Linked DNA regions of Homo sapiens: region 1 is linked to region 2. Evidence: chromatin contacts called from ENCODE Hi-C or POLR2A ChIA-PET data. All regions are on one chromosome and are shown on one strand. Each heading gives the region's core, a stretch centred on a gene start or an enhancer-like site at or near the end of the contact. The rest is flanking DNA. Distances are from core to core; before and after follow the strand shown. Region 1 holds the start of DYRK1A (dual specificity tyrosine phosphorylation regulated kinase 1A). Region 2 overlaps TIAM1 (TIAM Rac1 associated GEF 1).

Region 1 (5,919 bases), core at 987-3,486, 6.0 Mb after region 2:
CTTCTATACCCGCATGTTTATAATCTCAAGATTCTGCCCCACTCCGATATCTTCTAGGTTGATTTGAACTGAAGACAAGGACACATATCTTGAGACATTATCATATTCTGTTCAGGTTACCTGGAAGATTAACTATACAAGTTTCTTCCATTACCAGGAATAAAAATTTGAGTCAAATTTAATTTAGTATTAAAGGTTGCAAATGCTGATGTGCTCTGATAGAAGCGAAAGCTTGGTGAATGGGGTGGGATGGGGTGGGGGCAGGAAGGAGACCCACAAGCAGAGAGGAAGAAGTTGGTTGTATAGGTGGAAGCTTGAGCTTGGGAGGAACCAGGTAGGGACCTCTCCTCTGAATAAGGGGCGCTCTGGGCCACTTCCTCTTTCTTCAAAACAATTAAGTTGACCGTGGACCTTAATCACACTAGCAGGGCAATTTTGAAACAATAATCCGAAAGAACTTTTGCCAGCTACGGCAACTTTTTTATATCATGGAGATCAGCCTGAAAGCAAGCTATTTGCCCGACCACTTTTTGACCAATTTATTTTCGGTTTAGTCAGGTTTCTTCCAAGTCTGTGCTAATCTGAATGGTTACCTTAGTAATTACTTTTTGACTAATTTATTTTCGGTTTAGTCGGATTTCTTTCAAAGTCTGTGCTAATCTGAATGGTTACCTTAGTATATCAATGTCCTAGTAACTGTAGCAAGGACATTTTTGCTGGAAATCATTTAAAGCAGGTGTATTTGAGTCATGTAGCATAGACAGCGGCATTTACTGCGAGTTTTTTACATCTAATATTGTTTATAAGATTTTATCTGTTGTCACATTTGTGAAATTTATGAAAAAAATTGGTTACGAACACTATCACAAGGTGGCAAAATCAAGCTTAGAAATCAATTAGTGACTCTGCTGTAAAATAGTATATATATACACACACACTCTTTTTAGGTATACATTTATTAAATGCCATTAGAGTTGGTACAAAATACAATTTTTAGCTGGTGGCTCTCTACCGATTACAACGCAGCCAGCACAGCATACTTGGGTTTTCAAGCCTCGGGAGCTCACCCAGCAATACATAGCTAGGGAGAAGGGGTAGGGAGAATAAAAATCAGCGAAAGCCAGGATATTAATAAAGAGTTTTGATGGTTAAGGACAAGCAGGCGAATTAAGACTCTGGAAACCGAGAAGGTGTATAGAAAAGAAAACCAGAGAGCTGGACGACAAGGACACAGTAACAGCACAAGGGGATTCATCTAAAGGGCATTCCGATGGAGCAGGCAGGCTGCGCCCCGAAAGGTGGGGAGAGGTTGGAAGCAGATGGGCAGGCACAGGCGAGCGTGCACTGCCTGAAAAAGTTTTCATGATGGCTCCAGCCTAATTTCCCAACGCTGGTCTCGGGCGCCACAAAACCTGGGCGGCCCGACCGGAGCCAGGTGCCAGCCTCAGGGCCGCCGGGCCCGGCGCAGCGTCCGGAATTCCTGCGATGTCTGGGGCGCGGCGGTGGCTCCTCCCCGCCCCCACCACGGCCTCCGCCGGCATTTTCCGGCTAGGAGGCCCGCCAGCCCTTCGAAGAACCGGCTCCACGCGCGGACGGTCGCGGCCGCCGCGCTTCCCGGGGAGAGAGGCGAGCGCGGCGCCCGGACCGCGGTGAGAGCCCTCCAGGCCCGGGCGCGCGGGGTGGGCTTCCCGGGTCCCCGCCCGAAGGCCGCGGCGCCCCTCCTCCTCCCCCTCCCCCGCCCGGGGCAGCCCGCCCCTCCCCCCGGCGCGGGCGGGGCTGCGGGCGCCGACGCGGAAGCGCGGGGCGCTAGGGCTGCGGGGGCGGCGGCGCGGGAGGCCGCGCGCGCTCCCCGGGCCGCAGTCGGCGCGGGCGCGGGGCGGGGCGGGGCGGCCGGGAGGCGGCGGGCGATCGCGCACAGGCCTGGCCGCCGCCTCGCCCCCCCTTCCCCAGCCCCTACCCTCCCTCGGCCTAGCCGTCCCCCTCCTCTCCCCTCCCCCGGGCGAATCACGCGCCCTCCTCTGACACTCGTAGCGGACCCGAGCTCCGAATTTATCCTTCACGTGACCTGAGGGGGTTGGGTGGTTGGCTGGGGACAGAGGGGGAGACGGAAAGGAGGGAACGGAATCTGCCGTTACCTGAGCAACAGGCCCCGCCCGCCGGCTCGGGGCTGGGGGGCGGGAGGAGGACGTCAGCACGTCAGCCGGGGTTTTGCGTTTTGATTGACAGTTGCTATAGCGACCGGGTCGGTCCGTCGCCATTTTGTTGGTTGGTTTTTTTTTAAACCCTTTCGCTTCCCGCCCGAATAATAATAAAAAGCCCCATTGGAGTGAGGCGGGGGTGGCGGCGGCAACCGCGGCGGGGGTATCCGGGGAGACTGCTGCTGTCGCTGCTGCTGATCGCGGCCCAGGTCGGCCTCAGAGAGCGGACACCCCGAGCGGGGGGTGCGGGCGCCGCCGCCGCCGCTTCTGCTGCTGCTGTTCCTGCTGCTGCTGTTGGTGCCGCTGCCGCCGCCGGCGAGCAGGCGGGACCGGTGTGAGTGCGAGTGTGTGTGCGAGGGAGCGTGTGCGAGGGCGATTGTGCGCGCGAGTGTGCGGGTGTGTGCGAGTGTCTGTCTGTCTGTGCGGGGACTCGGGGGCGGGCGGTTCGGGCTCTCCTGGCGGAGGAGCCGCCGCCGCCGCCCGGGCCCCGGCGCTTCTCGCTGCGCAGGTTCGGAGCGCGCGCCATTTTGTGAGATTTACAAAATCCTCCTCGGGAAGAAGCCGCCGGCAGCAGCCGCCGCTCGGCGCCCGGCCTCGCCGACGCCGCCCTCTGCGCCGGGCCGGCCGTGCGGCCCCGCCGCCTGGAATCGGGGCCCGGGGACTGCGGTATTTGCCGGGGAGGGGGCTGTCGCCTCCCCGGCCCCGGGCGCCGCTGGAACCGCGAGCCGAGGAGAGACTGAGCAGGCTGCGGCGCGGCCAGGAGCCGGAGCGCCGGGGGCGGAGAGAGGCTGCCGGGGCGGCGCTGGCTGCGGAGGCCGCGGCGGGAGCGCGGCGCGGGAGCCCGAGGCTGAGACTCACCGGAGGAAGCGGCGCGAGCGCCCCGCCATCGTCCCGGTGAGTGTCCGGCCCGGCCGCGGCCCCGCCCGGCCTGGCGCTCGGCTCCCCCGGCGGCCCGCAGCCGGGCCGGAGCCGAGGCCGGCCGGGCGGAGGGAGGGACCTGCCATTTTAGGAGGAGGCGCCGCGGGCCCAGGGCCGGCCGCCGGGGGAGGGAGCCTCAGGCCGGGTCCCGGAGGAGCGGCGGGCGCGAGCGGAGGGAAAGTTGCGGAGGGTGGGAGCGGGGGCCGCGGCCTCCCGGGAGCCGGGGCCTGGGGGGCCGTAGACAGCGCCAGACCTTCACTGGCCGCCCGAGCGAAGGGGTGGAGGTTGTCTTCCTCCTCCTCCTCCTCCTCTTCCTCCTCATCCTCTTCCCCCAGCTCCTCCCTCGTCCCTCCTCTCGGTCCCCACCAGTGTGGGAACCGCCGGGGTGATTCGCAAGGACAATGCACGGGTTAAGAAAATGGGGCCGGCTGCCGGGTGGGCGAGGACGGCGGGGCCGGGCCGGGCCGGGCGCCGGCGAAGGTCGGGAGCCGCTGCCTCGGCGGCCCTGGGGGTCCGCGCTGGAGCGAGGGGCACTCACTGGCCTCCGAAGTTGGGCGGGGAGCGCGAGTGTCCCCGGCGGCTCGGGGTGGAGGGATGACCTGCCCGGCAGCCGGGGGAGTTGGTGGCTGAGGAGAGGTGAATTAGAATAGATACCTGTGTATCGCCACAAAACTTCACCAGTCTATTTATAGGCACAAACCCACTCTCGCTTCGGAGCCACCAAAGCTGCTGAGTAGCTCAGTACTTGGCGAAAGGCTCCTCCCTAATCTGAAATAGTTAAAAATGGTAAAATTAGTGAGTCAGTGACTCTGGTTACTTGCCTGTGCCTTTCGCCCAACCCTAGGTGACACGAATCCCATAATCTGGGCACAGCGCAGGAATGCTAGCACCATTTGGTTCTTGAATTCCGCCCAAATTGTCAGAAAATACGCCTTAGAACGTTGTTTTCACAAGTGCCAGGCTCTGTTTTTAGGGTTTTCAGTGGATCGACCAGCTTGCCCAGCCGGTAGGAACTGTTCCCATTTTATAGATGAGGAGAGTGAGTCTGGAGAGGGGCACTGACTGGTCTAAGGTCATACAGCTGGGACTCCAGGAGCCAGAAGGCTGTAGCCAGTCTGGAGTTGTGAATCATTAGGGTGTAACTCATTATTAGAAATACTGGCAAATTTTGGAGTGATTCGTGTTTAATGACTCAGGGTTCTAACCTAGAGATGTGTCCCCGTAAGGTTTTTAGCGTGGAATTACCTTTGTGGCTTGCCGAGGCCAAAAGGTAAGGTAATGGTGATGAGGCCTGTTAATAAACTTTTCAGGCCTTTCCCCCCCCAAGAAAACTATGTAGTCAATTTTTGAATGAAAGGAATTAAAGATATTCCTTGATGTGTTTTGTACTTCAAACAATTTTGATTATAGTCATTTTTTGAGTATTGATGAGTCATAAGAAAGTTTTGTGTAAAGTTATTTTTAGTTATTCTTTGAATGCTTAAGGGTTCCTCTGTGACCCTTTTATAGTTTATGTGTCCAAAGTATTAATGAATATATTTAGCATTTTGATTTTGAGGTGTTTTAATAACTCAGGGGAATTACCTTTAGCTTTTGTGTTGTTTAATTTCTCATGTCTTGATCAGTTACTTTAGGATAATATTGTTTTCAAGTAGACTTTTAAAAATGTGAGACCAGAACTAAAGTTTCATGTGTTAAGGTTTTAAGCTGCAGAAGATCATTTCAAAGAAACTGGTTATGAAAAAAGCTTACTTGATTATAGTCAAGATTTTTTACGCATACTTCAGGTATCCCAGTACTTTGGAGGATTTTCCCTGGTATAGCAGTGGTGTTTATGGTAGCTGTCCAAATTTATTTATACTTCAAACCATGCCAGAAAGTTAAGGATTTCTGTCAATGTCTACACCTAGTTCTCTTGTTAAGACTAGTAAAAAGTTCTCTTGTAAAAAGTTCATTTTTACCTCGAGAGGCATAAGCTCAGAGATTATTGCAGGAGGAAGGGTCACCCCTTGTGTTTGCGCCATGAAGGCACACTCCTTTTTACCTGGTGGGTGTTGAAAAAATATTTGAAGGAATAGACCTGAATGAATGGTAATTATTGGTAGGGGTGGGAAATGGACTAAATGACCTAGTGAGATCTTTGTTTTGAGATCTAAGTATAAGATCATCTCTTAAACCTTTTAACAATATTTTGGTGGAACCTATTAGAAACTTAACACATTATTGTGTGCAAGATATCTAAAAATAAGTCCAGTTTTTTAGAGGCAGTAACATTTAAGATAATTTAAAACATTCCATATTAGTGTAATGTCTTGTTAGGGAATGTGGACAGTAAAAACGACCATTTGTTAAATTTTTTTTCCCCTCCAAAATATTGTCTGATGTTTGCTCCTTCGTGTTACTTATGGAGAGTTACTGTTTATGACTTAAAGATATGGGGGTGGAGAGGCCTAGGTAACTGCAACAATGTATTTAGGTAATTTACATTAGGTTTTTAGAGGGCTATGACTATCTGCAAAAGGAAAATTCAAGATACCTTGTTATAAACATGGTATACAGTGACCTTTGGCATGCATTTTGTTTTGTAACTACACGAAGTGTTAATTTGGATTGAATCTTTGTTTTCACTTGAAAACCTTTTTTTTTTTTTTAAGAAATAGCTTGGAAATTTAGGCTGCCCTGAGGTGTTTTCGTGTGTCTGTTTATGGTTGACAAGTATCTAGTTATGAGAAGAAAATGTGGATAGAATTAACTGTATTATAGGCGAGAAGGGAATTGCCTTATAATCTTGTGCCACTGAACA
Region 2 (5,589 bases), core at 810-3,309:
GAACAGAAGTATTTTTTTACAGGCCAGGCACGGTGGCTCACACCTGTAATCCCAGCACTTTGGGAGGCCGAGGCAGGCAGATCACTTGAGCCCAGGAGTTCGAGACCAGCCTGGACAACATGGCAAGACCCCATCTCTACAAAAAAAAAATACAAAAATTAGCCAGGAATGGTGGTGTGCAGCCGTAGTCCCACCTACTCAGGAGGCAGAGGTAGGAAGACCACTTGAGCCTAGGAGGTGGAGGTGCGGTAAGCTGTGATCAATCATGCCACTGCACTCTAGCCTGGGTGACAGAGGGAGGCCCTGTCTCAAAAAAAAAAAAAAATTAGTTTTTAGTTTCATACTACTAGAGAAGAATCATGGAAAGATACATTCTCATAGAGTATGTTTTTAGAATTTACTCAGAAGGGGCCAGGTGCAGTGGCTCATGCCTATAATCCCAGCACTTTGGGATGCCGAGGCAGGTGGATCACTTGAGGTCAGGAGTTCGAGACCAGCCTGGCCAACACGGCAAAACCCTGTCTTTACTAAAAATAAAATAATTAGCCAGGTGTAGTGGCGCTCACCTGTAATCCCAGCTACTCGGGAAGCTGAGGCATGAGAAACACTTGAACCCGGGATGCAGAGGTTGCAGTGAGCCAAGATGGCACCACTGCACTCCAGCCTGGGCGACAGAGCAAGACTCTGACTCAAAAAAAAAAAAAAAGAATGTATACAGAAGAAGGTTCATCTAAAATAACATAAATATTCATCATGTATCTGGGGAAATATAGATACATTTCTACCTTTTAAGTCAAAAAGCTGGAAAGAAACCAGCCATCAGTGAGTTAAGAGGTGTCACACGGAGGGGGCATTGAAGAACCCACACTTTTCAATATTTTTCCCCTTTACTGTTTACTTTCACATGCAACTGCGAATAAAAGCAGTAGATATACTACACACTGGCATTTAGAAATTGTTTAAAATGGAGCTAAAGACATTACATTTAAAATTGAAGAAGAGCATCCCTTTGCAAACCAACCGTGTTTCTCACGCCCTCCAGACCCTCCAGACCCTGCTGAGGCCTCTGCTTTTCCACTGTCAGGCAGAGTCCCCCTGGAGCAAAACTGCTGTGCATCTGAACACCCTGACCCCAGCGAGACCCCAACTCCCCTCCCGCAGGTGAGCCACTGAATTCCTCACCTATTAATGACATGTCCTGATTTTGTTTGGTTTTGTTCTGTTCCATTTTTCTTATAGAATGCCCCATTCTCTAGGAATGGAGTTGAGCAGCTGCCACTCTGTCCTCTGATCAAAGTTATGGTCCTCTCCTGTCTTCCTGTTGTCCCAGCTCACCTGAGAGACTTTCTGGGAAGAGACTCTTAGAGGGAAGGGGAGTACTATGGCATTCATGGAGAATCCCCAGTGACCAGCTTGGAAGGCAGCTGAAATTTTCAAAGGAACTTCCTGCCTATCTGTATCCCAAACTAAAAAGATAGAAAGAAAACCAAACAGCTTTACCAGTTAACAATACCATCCTTCAGTGCACACCATCAGACTCCAAATAATCCATATTAAGTGGTAAAAGCCCATGAACTGGAAAGAAAGAAGGCTTCTGCAATGACAACAACAAAAAGATAGGGCAAGTCCCTAGTATCTCAGGGTATTCCCCACGCCCTGCAGATGTGCGTGATCATACACTTCCCACCAGGTAATACTCGGGAAGTATTTAAGATGCTAGATGAAAGGCATTTGTTACCCAGGGGCAATCCCCCTAAGTTTCTTGCAGTGGTGATTAAAGCGATTGCCCTCCATCCCTTCCCTACCTTCCAGTGATGTGAGGTTTAACTAATGTGCACTTGGGGTTTTAAGATCCCTAGATGAAAAGAGGACCAGATGTGAAAGTTATTATTATTTTGTTCAAAGTAGACGGGTATACTAACATCTGTGGGCAAGTTTACCACACGCCACTTAAAACAGGCTAACAGGGTCATATGCCAAAACGTTCAGGTTTGCATTTTTGAAAAGCTCAGAGATCTGACAGATGTGTTCCGGCCGCGATTTAACATGCGGCTCCAGTGAGAAGGAAGCAGATATGACAAATGGTTCACTTATTTCAGAACTAAAACCCCAGAGGAGCAGCCTGAGCCAAAAAGGGAAGTGATCAATGGAAAAGACGGTCGAATCTGCTCACAGGCAAGGCAAGGGGGCAACACAGAGCATGTGCAGGGAGGAGGAGCTTTCTGTTTGGAAGGTAAATGAAACACTGGGCTGCAGAGAACCCGAAATTATCTTCAAGCATTTTTTAGCCACGCTTGAACTCATTCTAGAATTCATCAGCTAAGTACCCTTATAGGATAAAAAGTCCCTTTCTTCATCTTCTATAAAGAAAGAGATCTGTGGGCTGGGCGCAGTGGCTCATGCCTGTAATCTCAACACTTTGGGAGGCTGAGGTGGGCAGATCATTTGAGGTCAGGAGTTCGAGACCAATCTGGCCAACATAGCAAAACCCATCTCTACTAAAAATAGAAAAAATTAGCCTGGTGTGGTGATGCACACCTGTGATCCCAGCTACTTGGGAGGCTGAGGCATGAGAATCGCTTGAACCCAGGAGAGGCAGAGGTTGCAGTGAGCTGAGATGTGCCACTGCACTCCAGCCTGGGCAACAGAGTGAAACGCCGCCATCTCAAAAAAAAAAAAAAAAAAAGGAAAGAAAAGAAAACAGAAAAGAAGAAAAAAGATTTGTGCCTAGAGAAATTGCAAAAATAAAGACCACCCCACCATCACCCTGCACCAGTAGGATCCAGACTGTGTGAGCAATAAGAAAGTCTAATCGATGCCCAAACACAGGCTTACTGAGAACCATGGTCCACATGAAATGGTGCGTAGTCTCCTCCCAACGCAGCTGTCAGGGAGAACCTATGGACCTAAACCAGATCGTGTCTCCCTAGTCCTATCCACAACCCTCAAAGGCTTCCCATCTCACCAGCAGTCCCGCAGACCCTGCCCTGACGACCCTCCTCTGTCTTCATCTCCTTGGCTCTCCCACTTTGCTCTTTCCACCCAAACTTCCAACATGCCCAGCCCAGCCCTCTGCCCTCTGCCTCGATGCTCCCTCTGTCAGCACAGGGCTCGCTTCCTCAACCCCTTGCCATCTTGGCTCCAATGTCACCCATGCAGTGGGGCCTTCCTAACTCCCCTATGTTCAAAAGCTCAAACACCCAACACTTCCTTGCTTCAAGGGCCTCCACTGTAACAATCACCTTCCCACATGGTACATGTTGTAACTACAGTCGCCATTCCCTATCCACGGGTTCAGTATCCATGGCTTCCATATCTGTGGACTCAACCAACCGTAGATCAAAAATATTCAAAATAAATCAAGAAATGATTGTGCCTGTACTTAACACGTACATATTTTATTTTATTTTTTGAGACAAGGTGTCACTCTGTCGCCCAGGCTGGAAAGCAGCAGCACAATCACGGCTCACTGCAGCCTCAGCTTCCTAGGCTCACATGATCCTCCCACCTCAGCCTCCTGAGTAGCTGGGAACACAGGCACACGGCACCACGACTGGCTTATTATTATTTTTTTTTTTTATTTTGCTCTAAGTTCTGGGATACATGTGCAGAACGTGCAGGTTGGTTACACAGGTATACATGTGCCATGGTGGTTTGCTGCACCGATCAACCCGTCATCTAGGTTTTAAGGCCCGCATGCATTAGGTATTTGTCCTAATGCTCTCCCTCCCCTTGACCCCCACCCCCCGACAGGCCCAGGTGTGTGATGCTCCCCTCCCTGTGTCCATGTGTTCTCATTGATCAGCTCCCACTTATGAGTGATAACCTGTGGTGAATTTTTCTATTTTTTGTAGAGATGGGGTCTCGCTATGTTGCTCAGACTGGTCTCGAACTCCCAGGCTCAAGTGATATTCCTGCCTTGGCCTCCCAAAGTGCTGGAATTACAGGTGTGAGCTACCATACCCAGCCCAGACATTTTTTCTTGTCATCATTCCCTAAACAATACAGTATAACAACTATTACCTAGCATTTATTTTGTTTTAGGTATCCGGAGATGATTTCAAATGTGTGGAAGGATGTGCCTAAATTATATGCAAATGCTATGCCATTTTCCAAAAGAGATTAAGCATCTATGGATTTTGGTGTCCTCAGGGCAGGGAGGGGATGTCCTGGAACGAACCCCCCACAAATACGCAGGGACAACATCTCTTGATATTGTCTGTATCCAGAATGTCAGTTCCCTGAGGGTAAGGATGCTTCCCAGCCTTCTGCCCTATTGTCTCCTTACTACCTGCAACTGAGCACGTGAACGCAGTGAACACACAGATGCTGACTTCAAAAGTCAAAGACAACCCGCAAGAAGAAACGCTGAGGTCGGCTCCCAGAAAAATCCTCGTAACTGCTCACTTTCGTGCTAAGGTGCCTGTGCACACAGTCCTGACGACTCCTTGTGGGAAGGGTGATAAGACTGAGGCAGGATTTGAGCATTTCTGGTCCCCAGGTCACAGTACATTCAAATACGACCAAATCCCTGCTGTCCGTAACCACCCTTGATGCAGGAAAGTGTGGCTAACACGGCATCTACCATATGAATCAGCTCACCAGAAAATGCATCCTTAGTGTCCACAGCGCAGCACATGGCCAGAAGGAAGAAAACAGGAACATGAAGTCAGTGCTTTCACAGCTATGAAGCCGCCAGGGAAAATCCCATTCTTAGAGTATCAGAGCCTCCTGCTTGATGAGGGATTCTCCCCTGCTGCCCAGTGACTGCTGCCCAAGCCGACAGGCTGCAAAGAACTTCAAGAAGTACTATAGGTCAAAAGACACTTTACTAGATGTCATGAGTAGAATGCAGTGCTGTGTCTCCTCAATTTGGTTTGAATGTTGTTGCTGTTTCATAATACCATTTTATAGAGCAGTTTAAGGTTCACAGCAAAATTACGCAGAAAGCACAGAGATTTCCCATATACCTCCTGCCCCACACGCACAGCCTCCCGACTACCAAGATCTTTCAACAGAATGGTCTGTTTGTTGCAATCAATAAACATATATTGACACATCATTATTACCCAAAGTCCATAGTTCACATTAGGGTTCAGTCTTGGAGCTGTAGATTCCATGGCTTTGGATGAATGTATAATGACATGTATCTACCATCACAGTCTCATACAGAGTAGTTTCACCACCCTGGGAGCACCAGTCCTGTGTGCCCTGCCTGTTCATCCCTCTCTCCTCCCTAGCCCCTGGCAACCACCTTGATGGTTCTTCCATGTTCTTTCATGACTAGCTCATTTCTTTTCAGTGCTGAATAATATTCCATTATCTGGATGTACCACAGTTTATACATTCACTTACTGAAGGGCATCTTGGTCGTTTCCAAGTTTCCAATAAACCTGCCATAAACATCCGTGTGCAGAGTTGTTTTTGGTTTTTTGCATGGTTCTTTGTATTTTTTGTTTGTTTTTGTTTTTCTTTTTTGGGGGACAGAGTTTCCCTCTGTAGCCCAGGCTGGAGTACAGTGGTGCAATCTCAGCTCACTGCAACCTCCCCATCCCAGGCTCAAGTGATTCTCATGCCTTAGCCTCCCAA

The links. Hi-C counts contacts between places; a loop is a spot of excess contacts on that map. ChIA-PET counts read pairs that join two places held with the same protein, here RNA polymerase II (POLR2A). Pooled maps may share reads with other maps.
Region 1: a loop to region 2 is called in a pooled map, with 12 times the contacts of the local background. The contact joins the promoter of DYRK1A here to the enhancer-like site in region 2. A Hi-C loop is called at or near these places in 1 of 50 pooled maps. POLR2A ChIA-PET finds 5 or more read pairs at or near these places in 2 of 52 experiments (activated CD4-positive, alpha-beta T cell and activated T-cell).

The regions. Positions count from the first base shown.
Region 1 is chr21:37,364,537-37,370,455 of GRCh38, forward strand. DYRK1A (dual specificity tyrosine phosphorylation regulated kinase 1A) reads left to right here and starts at 2,237. Exons shown (of 12, transcript NM_001347721.2): 1 at 2,237-3,092. RefSeq lists enhancers at 773-1,698, 1,230-1,309, 2,623-3,547 and silencers at 1,450-1,629, 1,660-1,969, 2,550-2,699, 2,890-2,969, 3,210-3,349 and 1 more.
Region 2 is chr21:31,324,977-31,330,565 of GRCh38, forward strand. All of the region lies in intron 2 of TIAM1 (TIAM Rac1 associated GEF 1), which reads right to left. Among named protein-coding and RNA genes, the nearest start is that of TIAM1, 16 kb to the right of the region's middle. RefSeq lists a silencer at 4,424-4,624. Within about 2 kb of position 2,060, at least 3 of the 41 ENCODE cell types and tissues checked have a DNase peak (open chromatin) inside an H3K27ac peak, as active enhancers do.